2 separate regions of the Homo sapiens genome follow, and region 1 is linked to region 2. The links are chromatin contacts, found by Hi-C in ENCODE. All regions are on one chromosome and are shown on one strand. Each heading gives the region's core, a stretch centred on a gene start or an enhancer-like site at or near the end of the contact. The rest is flanking DNA. Distances are from core to core; before and after follow the strand shown. Region 1 overlaps LOC105378492 (a long non-coding RNA gene). Region 2 overlaps ABLIM1 (actin binding LIM protein 1).

Evidence for each region. Hi-C counts contacts between places; a loop is a spot of excess contacts on that map. Pooled maps may share reads with other maps.
Region 1: a map with no recorded cell type shows a loop between it and region 2 (3-fold over the local background). The contact joins two enhancer-like sites. A Hi-C loop is called at or near these places in 2 of 37 single-sample maps with no recorded cell type and 2 of 50 pooled maps.

Annotation. Positions count from the first base shown.
Region 1 is chr10:114,020,083-114,024,788 of GRCh38, reverse strand. LOC105378492 (a long non-coding RNA gene) reads right to left here. Exons shown (of 3, transcript XR_946332.1): 3 at 2,094-2,284. Among named protein-coding and RNA genes, the nearest start is that of ADRB1, 21 kb to the left of the region's middle. RefSeq lists an enhancer at 1-23. Within about 2 kb of position 3,433, at least 2 of the 41 ENCODE cell types and tissues checked have a DNase peak (open chromatin) inside an H3K27ac peak, as active enhancers do.
Region 2 is chr10:114,497,316-114,501,776 of GRCh38, reverse strand. All of the region lies in intron 6 of ABLIM1 (actin binding LIM protein 1), which reads left to right. Among named protein-coding and RNA genes, the nearest start is that of AFAP1L2, 95 kb to the right of the region's middle. RefSeq lists an enhancer at 1,336-2,535. Within about 2 kb of position 2,021, at least 12 of the 41 ENCODE cell types and tissues checked have a DNase peak (open chromatin) inside an H3K27ac peak, as active enhancers do.

The sequences.
Region 1 (4,706 bases), core at 2,184-4,683, 480 kb after region 2:
TGTTCTCATTGTAGATGCTCCAATATTGGCAAATGTGACTTTCAAGTGTGGTGATGTCCTATCCCTCCAGCCTTGTGCAGTATTGTTTCGTGGTTTCCTTGTAATTTGGGACAAAGCATGTTGCTCTGGAAGCAATCAACAAGACTCATGCCAGAGTTCGTGTGAATATGCATGTTGTGGAAATCGGCACTGAAAAATTAAGGATTTTTTTTTTTTGAGGAGCTACATTGTACTGAAGTTGAAGAAAATATACACATTTGGTCTTTCTTTCTTTCTTTCTTTCTTTCTTTCTTTCTTTCTTTCTTTCTCTTTCTTTCTTCCTTCCTTCCTTTTTCTCTCTTTCTTTTTTTTTTTTTTTTTTGTGAAATGGAGTCTCGCACTGTCACCCAGGCTGGAGTGCAGTGGCGTGCGATCTCTGCTCACTGCAAGCTCTGCCTCCCAGGTTCACACCATTCTCCTGCCTCAGCCTCCCAAGTAGCTGGGACTACAGCTACTCTTTCTTTCTTTCTTTCTTTCTTTCTTTCTTTCTTTCTTTCTTTCTTTCTTTCTTTCTCTTTCTTTCTTTCTCTTTCTTTCTTTCTTTCTTTCCTTTCTTTCCTTCCTTCCTTCTTTCTTTCTTTCTTTTCTTTCTCTTTCTTTCTTTCTTCTTTCTTTCTCTCCTTCTTTCCTTCCTTCCTTCTCTTTCTATCTCTCTCTCTCTTTCTTTCTCAAAACCACAATCACTCCGAGCATGGCTTTTAGTTCATGAACAGTACCACAATGTCCTGTGTAATAAGCAAAATAAATAAGCAAGAGAAACATGTTTTTCTGAAAACAATATAACCCATGTGGTGAAATAGAAGGAACAGAGGCTGGATCTGGGTATAAGTCCTAACTTGCCACTTGCTAGTTATATGTCTTCTGATATTTGGTTATTTCATCAGCAGAATGGAAAAGACATTTCTTCCTTCCTAGGACTATAATGTGGAATGAATGAGCCAATGTATGTAGGATTCTTGCAAGGTGCCTGGCATTTGATACTTAATAAATAGTATTTATTATCATAAAAATTTGTGTTATAAGTGCTATATCTCTAAGAGACATCTTTCCATCAGTGATTGCATATCACATTATATAATATGCCACAAAACCATACAGCTACCAGTAGTCAGCTCGATAAAAGCCAACATTTATCATCCACATTGTCACCAAAAAATTTATGTGAGGCGCTCACCATGTAGAATTACAACTTGCTCACTTGTTTGCGAGTTCTGTAAGCAGTGGGAAATTAAAAGTATGTGTGTGTACGTCAGTGTAAATCTGTTAGAAAAATGCACCATAAAGAATGACATCATTTGGTTTGAAGGCTAAGAAGATTTGGTCAGCAGACGCATGCGGTAGCTCAAGGGAGATACTGGGACTCTAGCCAATAACTTCTGACCTACAGACAAGAGAAGAAACTCTGGGAACTGAAAGGTCTCTTATCACATTTTAATTCAAAAAATAAAATCTTGCACTCCAGAGCCAGAATCTATAAATGGAATAAGATATCAGGAAGAGTGGTGTTCAGTGACAAATAGTGCATTTGGCAAAGAGCATTCCACATGTGGCATCAGAGAAGCAAGGAACTCTTTCCACAAGTATTTCTCCAAGCTTACCATCGAAACAGATGGACGGCAGGAATTTAATGCTGTGCATTGATAGGACAATCTCAATGCCAGGGAACTTTGACACACAGGAGCTTAAAAATGGGGAGATCTATTGACTGATTGGTCCATCCATCCATCCATCCATCCACCCACCCATCCATTCATTTCTATTCATCCATTCAACCAACATTAATTGAATGCACACTCTTTGCCAGGCCTTGGCTGAGAGGCCAAAGCTACAAAGAAGAAAAGGCTCAATTCTATTTCTCAAGGATCTTACAAAGAACTGGATAGGCAGGCACAGTCAAAAAAAGATGCTCAAAATTTGGTGAGTTACACATGGGCTGGATATACAGCAGACTTTAAGTAAATACTATGTGAAAACAATAACAATAAAACACAGATCTGTGGCAAGAGATGCCATTTCCAGCTCTCTCTTGATGATTTTATTTGAGGGTAAAGGACTTTTAGCAGTTTGGGGGGAAAAAGCTGCACGAAGTAGGTGACTCTTGTCTCTTTTTCCAGCCCACGTTCATCATCTCCGGAGAAAACAACTCCTGTGGCTTGAAGCCTTTAATGGAGCCAGTTCTCCCCCACAGGCTGTCTTCACTTCCAGGGAGGGAGGGTTATTTACTGCATGCTTCATCATTGACGATCTGCATGGAGAGAACACAGGAATCACATTCACTTTGAGCCGCTGAGTGGCCTGGACGGGAGCCATCTGTGTGCACTCTTCCTTTATCTCGTGTGTGTGTCGGGGGTAGCCAGGAGTGCATTTTAGAAAGAAATACTTGGAAAAGTTAATGAAACAGCACAAAATGTAATTCCCAGTTCAATATCGAGTTGCCATTTGTTGTTCATTTTAGTTTGTATTTTGTGCGTTTTGCCAAGGACTCACATAAGCTTTGCTTTTTTTGAATTAGGATTATAAATCACGTGGAAACTCTGGTGACATTTAAAAAAAATTGAACGCAGCACCTGTCTGTTTTAAACATTAGCAATGCTGAAATTGGTTTTCATATAACTGTGAGCTATAATAACTTTCACCTACTTGGAATTGGTTTGTAATTTTGACATGAACTGATGAGAGCCAAAATATTGTTAAGCTTCCCCCTGCCTTCCAGACCCAGTTTGGATTTGAGGGATTCTGGAGATTTGTGATTTGAAAGTAATCATTGTAAAACACATCATCATTAATCAAATTACTGAGACCACAGTGTACAGGGTGTTCCATTCCCAGCTTTCGGGAATCATCCCATCAATTCTAATCTGGCCATTGTCACTAGGGTAGACAAAGAATCAATCAAATCAACAAGTATTTATCCAGAGCTTAGTACGCACTTAGCACAGTTCCAGGGTACTATTTGGAAGGAGGGTAGGAGAGGGTAGAAGATGTGTAAGACACATTCCTTCATTATCTGAACAAGCAAGGAGGAAAATGGCAATTGTTTCTTCAAAATGCTGCCTGCCTTGATCATTAGCTTTGAATAGCTGTATGATTTCAAGTTGCAAGGTTAGAAATGTAACTGCTTTGTACTTTCAAAGTGAAATGAGTTATTTGGTGAGAAAAATCCCTCACATTTATTGTACTGGTCTGGTGTTTTCTTTTGACAATTGCTGCTGATTTTGGCAGCATAGGAAAGACCCTACATCCTGTCTGCTGAGGAGCACAACAGTATAGAAAGGGCTTCAAAGGAATTATTTCCCCCCTGGCATCCCCATTGCTGAGTGAGTGGGCAAATGACCAGCAAGGCCCTGCTTGCCAGTTGGTATTGTGCCTCCTCATAAGGAAGCTGACCAGCAGGCAGATAGACAGACATTGATGTTCTGCCCGCGTTCCTGGAAAAGGGGGAAGCGGCCAGGTTACATAATGGTCTGACTTTTTAGAGAAGTCCAGTTTTCCAAAAAATAAATCCACAACTGTGAAGTAGAAGGGAAACTTTCTCCTGTACTGCCAGAAGGCATTTCAAAGCATCTGTAATTATTTTTAACAGTTTCATTGAGGTATAATCTACATAGCAGAAAATTCATGCACTGTAAGTGCACAGTTAAATAAGTTTCAGAAAATGTGTCCATTTGTACAACCATACAACCATCACTACAATTCAGTTTTAGAAAACTTCCAATACCTCAAAACATTCCCTCCTTTGGAGTATTCATCCGTTCTCATGCTGCTGATAAAGACACACCCGAGACTGGGTAATTTATAAAGAAAAAGAGATTTAATGGACTCACAGTTCCACATGGCTGGGGAGGCCTCACAATCGTGGCGGGAGGCAAAAGACACCTTACATGGCAGCAGGCAAGAAACAGAATGAGAATCAAGCAAAAGGGAAAACCCTTTACAAAACCATTAGATCTCCTGAGACTTATTCACTACCACAAGAACAGTATGGGGGAAACTTCCACCATGATTCAATTATCTCCCACTGGATCCCTCCTACAACACATGGGAATTATGGAAGTTACAATTCAAGATGAGATTTGAGTGGGGACACAGCCAAACCACATCACTTGGCTTGTTTGCAGTCAATCCCCACTCTCACTCGCCGGCCCAAGCAACCATTGATCCGCCTTTTGTTTATAAAGCTCTTATGAATGGGATCATACAATATGCTGTCTTTTGTGTTTGGCTTCTTTCACTTAGGATAATGTTTTCAAAGTTCATCCATGTTGTTTCATGTATCAATACTTCATCGCTTTTTATCACTGAGTAGTTCCATTGCATGGATGGACCACTTTGTTAATCCATTTCTCAGTGGATGGATGTTTAGCTTGTTTCCTTTTTTTACCAACACGTCCACTGTCACTGATAATTTTAAGTAAGACATGACACTAACATTAAAATGGAAAATTATCTACTTCCAATCTTGTTATGCATGTCACTACACTAGTTCTGAAAGACTGTTATATTAGTTTCATGCAATATAAACTACATTGGGAAGTAGGAAATTATCAAGTGGATATTTTGTCCAATCAAAACTTCAGTTATGCAAGATGAACAGGACCTTAGAGCCTTGAAATGAGCAAGCTTTCCCCAAAAGTAAAAGAAATTTTCCCAAAGACAGTCTTACTTTT
Region 2 (4,461 bases), core at 772-3,271:
GTGGGGGAGACTGTGTGTATGGGAGAAGGGATATATGAGAACTCTCTGCAGGTTCCACCCAATTTTTCAGTGAACCTAAAACTGCTCTAACAAAGTCTGCTAAATTTTAAAAAATACATTTGGAATAGTTGTCTTTAAAGCACTTGGTGTTGTTTATAGTGGTACTTTGCTTCGTTTTTTGTAACTTTTGATTAGGCCATTTTAATAGTTGGGAATGGGAAGGGTAAAATTTTCGTTAAGGACTTACAACATGATCTAGTCGTTAGCCTTGCCAAACTGTGAAATATGAAGGCTCGATTTTATATAATAAACTTTTATTTGTATCCTTTAAAAAAGTTGAAAGAGGATATATAAAGTCATGGGAGATCTGCTTTGCCAGTGCAGATCTTGACTAGAGCCTTCCCAATATTAACTGAGCTCCTGAGGCCTGGGAAAACAACATTGGCTCTGTTGGACAGTCTCTAGAGTTGGACAGACCTGGATTCAGATCATAGCTCCATCCCTTGCTAACTGAGTAGCCTTGGGTGATTTCCTGATCTCTCTAAGTTTTGATTTCCTCATCTGTGAAATGGGCATATTACCTACCTCACATTGTGGCTGGGAGAGTCAGGTGGGGTAAAGTTTGTGAGGTGCCTATCATGGTGTCTGGAAACAAGCAAATACTGAAACTATAGCTGAGGCACAGAAGAAGTTGATCTTTTACTCATCTTTTGGCCAAAGTAATTGTATAGGGAATGGTTGCAAATCTATTTAGAGGTTTCTGTTGGCATATTAATTCACTGGACACTTCTAGAACACCTTCTTGTGGGAAGCATGGAGGTGTAGAGTTATGAAGATACAGGTGTGGCCCAATTCTTTAAGGGAATTTATAACCTAGTGGGAAAGAGAGGAAGAAAGCTCACCTGCTTTGATTGGCACCAGTTACTTTGCTACCAACTTGCCTTTGTTTATTTAACTTTCATAACAATCCTACGTAGTAGGCTCCCTTCCCTTCCCTTCCCTTCCCTTCCCTTCCCTTCCCTTCCCTTCCCTTCCCTTCCCTTCCTTTCCCTTCCTTTCCCTTCCCTTCTCTTTCTTTTTTTTTTTTTTTTTTCTTTCGACACAAGGTCTTCCTCTGTCACCTGGGCTGGAGTGCAGTGGTGCAATCATGTCTCACTGCAGCCTCAACCTCTGGGCTCAAGTGATCCTCCCACCGCAGCCTCCCCAGCTGCTGAGACTATAGGCAAGTACCACCATGCCCAGCTAATGTTTGTGTTGTTTGTAGAGATGGGGTTTCTCCATGTTGCCCAGGCTGGTCTCAAACTCCTGGGCTCAAGTGATCTGCTGGGGTTACAGGCACAAACCATCGCACTTTGGCCATAGTAGGTTTTCTTATACTAGTTTTTACAGGTGAAGAAATGAGTCCAGAAAAGTGCCCAAAGTCCAATTTTCAGTCTAGAATTTAGGCCCTGGGTTCTCTTGCTCCCAAAGCCCATGTCTTTCTACTCTATGATGAAAGTTAGAGTATAATGGTTTATTTCTCCCTAAACTAGTTTATGCACCCTTACTCAGAAGGATAAGCTGCTGACCCTTCCTCTGACATAGCACACGTGTTTAAAGCAGTGTTTGTGAGCTCAGAAGCCTCGCAGTTAGTAAGGCTGTAGGGCTACAGGATGTTCTCATTTGTGCAGATTGGCTTTGCACAGACTTGTATAGAGCCCTCTAGGCTTTGTGAAAGCTGCCTGGGCAGACTGATTTATTCACCTTTGCCCAGGATACATATTTACGGCCAAGGCACGCCCTCATTATCCTGCCTGTTCATGATGCTGCATCAGGAGAAAAGCCTCCTGGAACAGGTGAGTGTTTAGCTTAGAGATCAAGCCAGTCCAGTTGCATTGGAAGCCTCTCCCAGTTGAGGGTGAAAAAACCAGTAGACGCAAAAAAGCTGAGTCAGCCTCTGCACTGCCTTTCTGCAGGAGCATAACAGGGAACTTGCGTGATTCTGCCTCTCCCTTCCGCCCATGCACCTGCCACGTAAGCAGCACATCTCTGTTACTCCCTTTGGCTTCCTCATCTCTTCATCCACCCTCAGGTTTGTGGTTTTGGTACCACCCAGACCAGTGTTTTCCCATCTCATGGTGATCTGCATAGACTCATTTCAGTGCTTATAAAATAAAGACACTCATATCTGGGTCCCACCTTAAGGCCATCGAACCCATTTTTAAAAGGCTTCTTGGGTGTTGCTTATGCGCAATAATGTTAGAAAACTCCTGATCTAAAGCAACCCACCAGCCTCTAGGTGTTTGTATATCCTTAGTCTGAAATCACCATCCACCAGAGCTGTGTTTGGGAGAGTCTTAGGGACTGGAAAACAATTTGCTTATTCCTTTGGGGATTCTAAGCACCATCTCTGAATCAAGTTAGATCTTTTAAGATAAAACAAGAAACAAAACTACACACATAGTCCTCGATAGTTTAACTTCCTCTATGGAAGTGACTTCATTTAGTGATCTTTCAGTGCTACGTCTTTGGTATTTCTCAAGGGTCTATATGAGAAACAACTACTTAAATACTTCCTATCATCAGTGAAATTCCTGTGGAAGATGTTTTTCTGTCCCATAACTGAGGGTCCCTGTATGAGAATTCCTTTGGTGCTTTTAGGAGGTAGTTTAACAGGGTTAACGTGTGGACCTTGAGTCAGCTACCTGGGTTCTACCCCTAGCTCTGTCTTCTGGAAGCACTGGTGGGTTTGGGTAAAACAATTTAGTTTCCTTGCTTGTAGAACAAGACTGGAAAATAGCACCGACCTACCTCATAGGGTTGTTGTGAATCATTTAAAGTCTTGATACAAAGCCTTACACAAAGCAAGACCTTATAGAACTTCAGCCCACAATGACTGTTATTAACTTAGAATCAGGAAACCTACCTTCTGTAGTGACAAGTGTGTGTGGCCATTTTTTCAAACAGTGAGACTTTGGCAGCCTATCAGTTCCTCTTTTGCCCTCATCTGCTAAGAAGCTCACATCACAACAAACATGTTTGCCTGAGCTTGGGTCTTTTGAATTTTAAGGTTCTTGATCAATTGTTTTAAAATCATGTCCTTCTCTGATAAGAATCAGCCAGTCCTTTTTGAAAGTAGGCAGAACATAAGTTATAAGTGGATTAAGGTTGAACTTCAGGGCCATCTTCCCATCTCCTGGGCTCATGCCACAAGTAGAGCACTCCTAGAGAAATGGAGGCGGTAAAGGAAAGAAACTAAAAGGGACTGTCAGCAGTCCAGGAGCTAAGCAGGTTATCAGATGAGCAGATTTTCTGTCCAAGGATGGGTTCTAGAATTACAATTCTCTTTTTCTGTTCCCAGGAGCATATTACATGGGCTCAGGGCTTAGGGCATTAGAATTTCTCCTGGGTAACAGACACGGAGGAATCATTGGTTAAACTCCATTTTTCTGCCATCAAGAATGTTCTTTCTCTACCAAAATTGCTCTTCTGTTAGCACTACTATGTGAGCTTGTAGAGGGTATGGGATTTCACACCGAAACATAGAATTTTACAGCTGAAGAGGACTTGAAATTGTCTAGCCCGGCCCTTTGCATTTTTGAGATGTGTGTCCTGAGGCTTGGAGATGTTAAATAGTGACATATTTGAGGCCCTATGGATGGTAAATTGAGGTATGATTCTCAGACTTCCTGATTCCAAAGCTTGTAGCCCTTTCCCTGTACCTCATGTCCACAAAGAATTCGGAACTCTTTTCTGCTCTTCCAGACAAAGGGTTTCATAAAAAATGTTGTGACTTACACTAAATTTTGCATTAGAGTAGATGTTATTTCCCCAGAATCCTGGTTTGTATGCTAAAGTTCATACTTCAATTTAGAGATTAACTAAATAGCAATAATAACTACAGATGTCTGATTTAACCAGCACTATTAAAGGCAAACAATTTTTTGCACTTCAAATGTGTAGGCAGGTACTTTGTAAAACTCACCTAAATAAGCAAATTGTCAGTTGTTCATAGAGTTTCATGCTAGCCACAGTGTAGTCTTTTTATAAAAGCATTTTGAATATGTGAAAATGCAGAAATGGGGACGTGATTTTTTTTTTTTTTTTTTTTTTTTTGAGACAGAATCCGGCTCTGTTGCCCAGGCTGGAGTGCAGTGGTGCGATCTCGGCTTACTGCAAGCTCCGCCTCCCGGGTTCGCGCCATTCTCCTGCCTCAGCCTCCCAAGTAGCTGGGACTATAGGCGCCCGCCACCAAGCCTGGCTAATATTTAATATTTTTTTTAGTAGAAACGGGGTTTCACCGTGTTGACCAGGATGGTCTCGATCTCCTGACCTCGTGATCTGCCCGCCTCGGCCTCCCAAAGTGTTGGGATTACAGGCATGAGCCACCGCGCCCGGCCAGAAATGGGGACGTGATTTTTTTTAAGGAGCAGGGTACAAAGATAGATGGGGAAGAGCAGTGATGGCGCTCTGGTGAGCTCT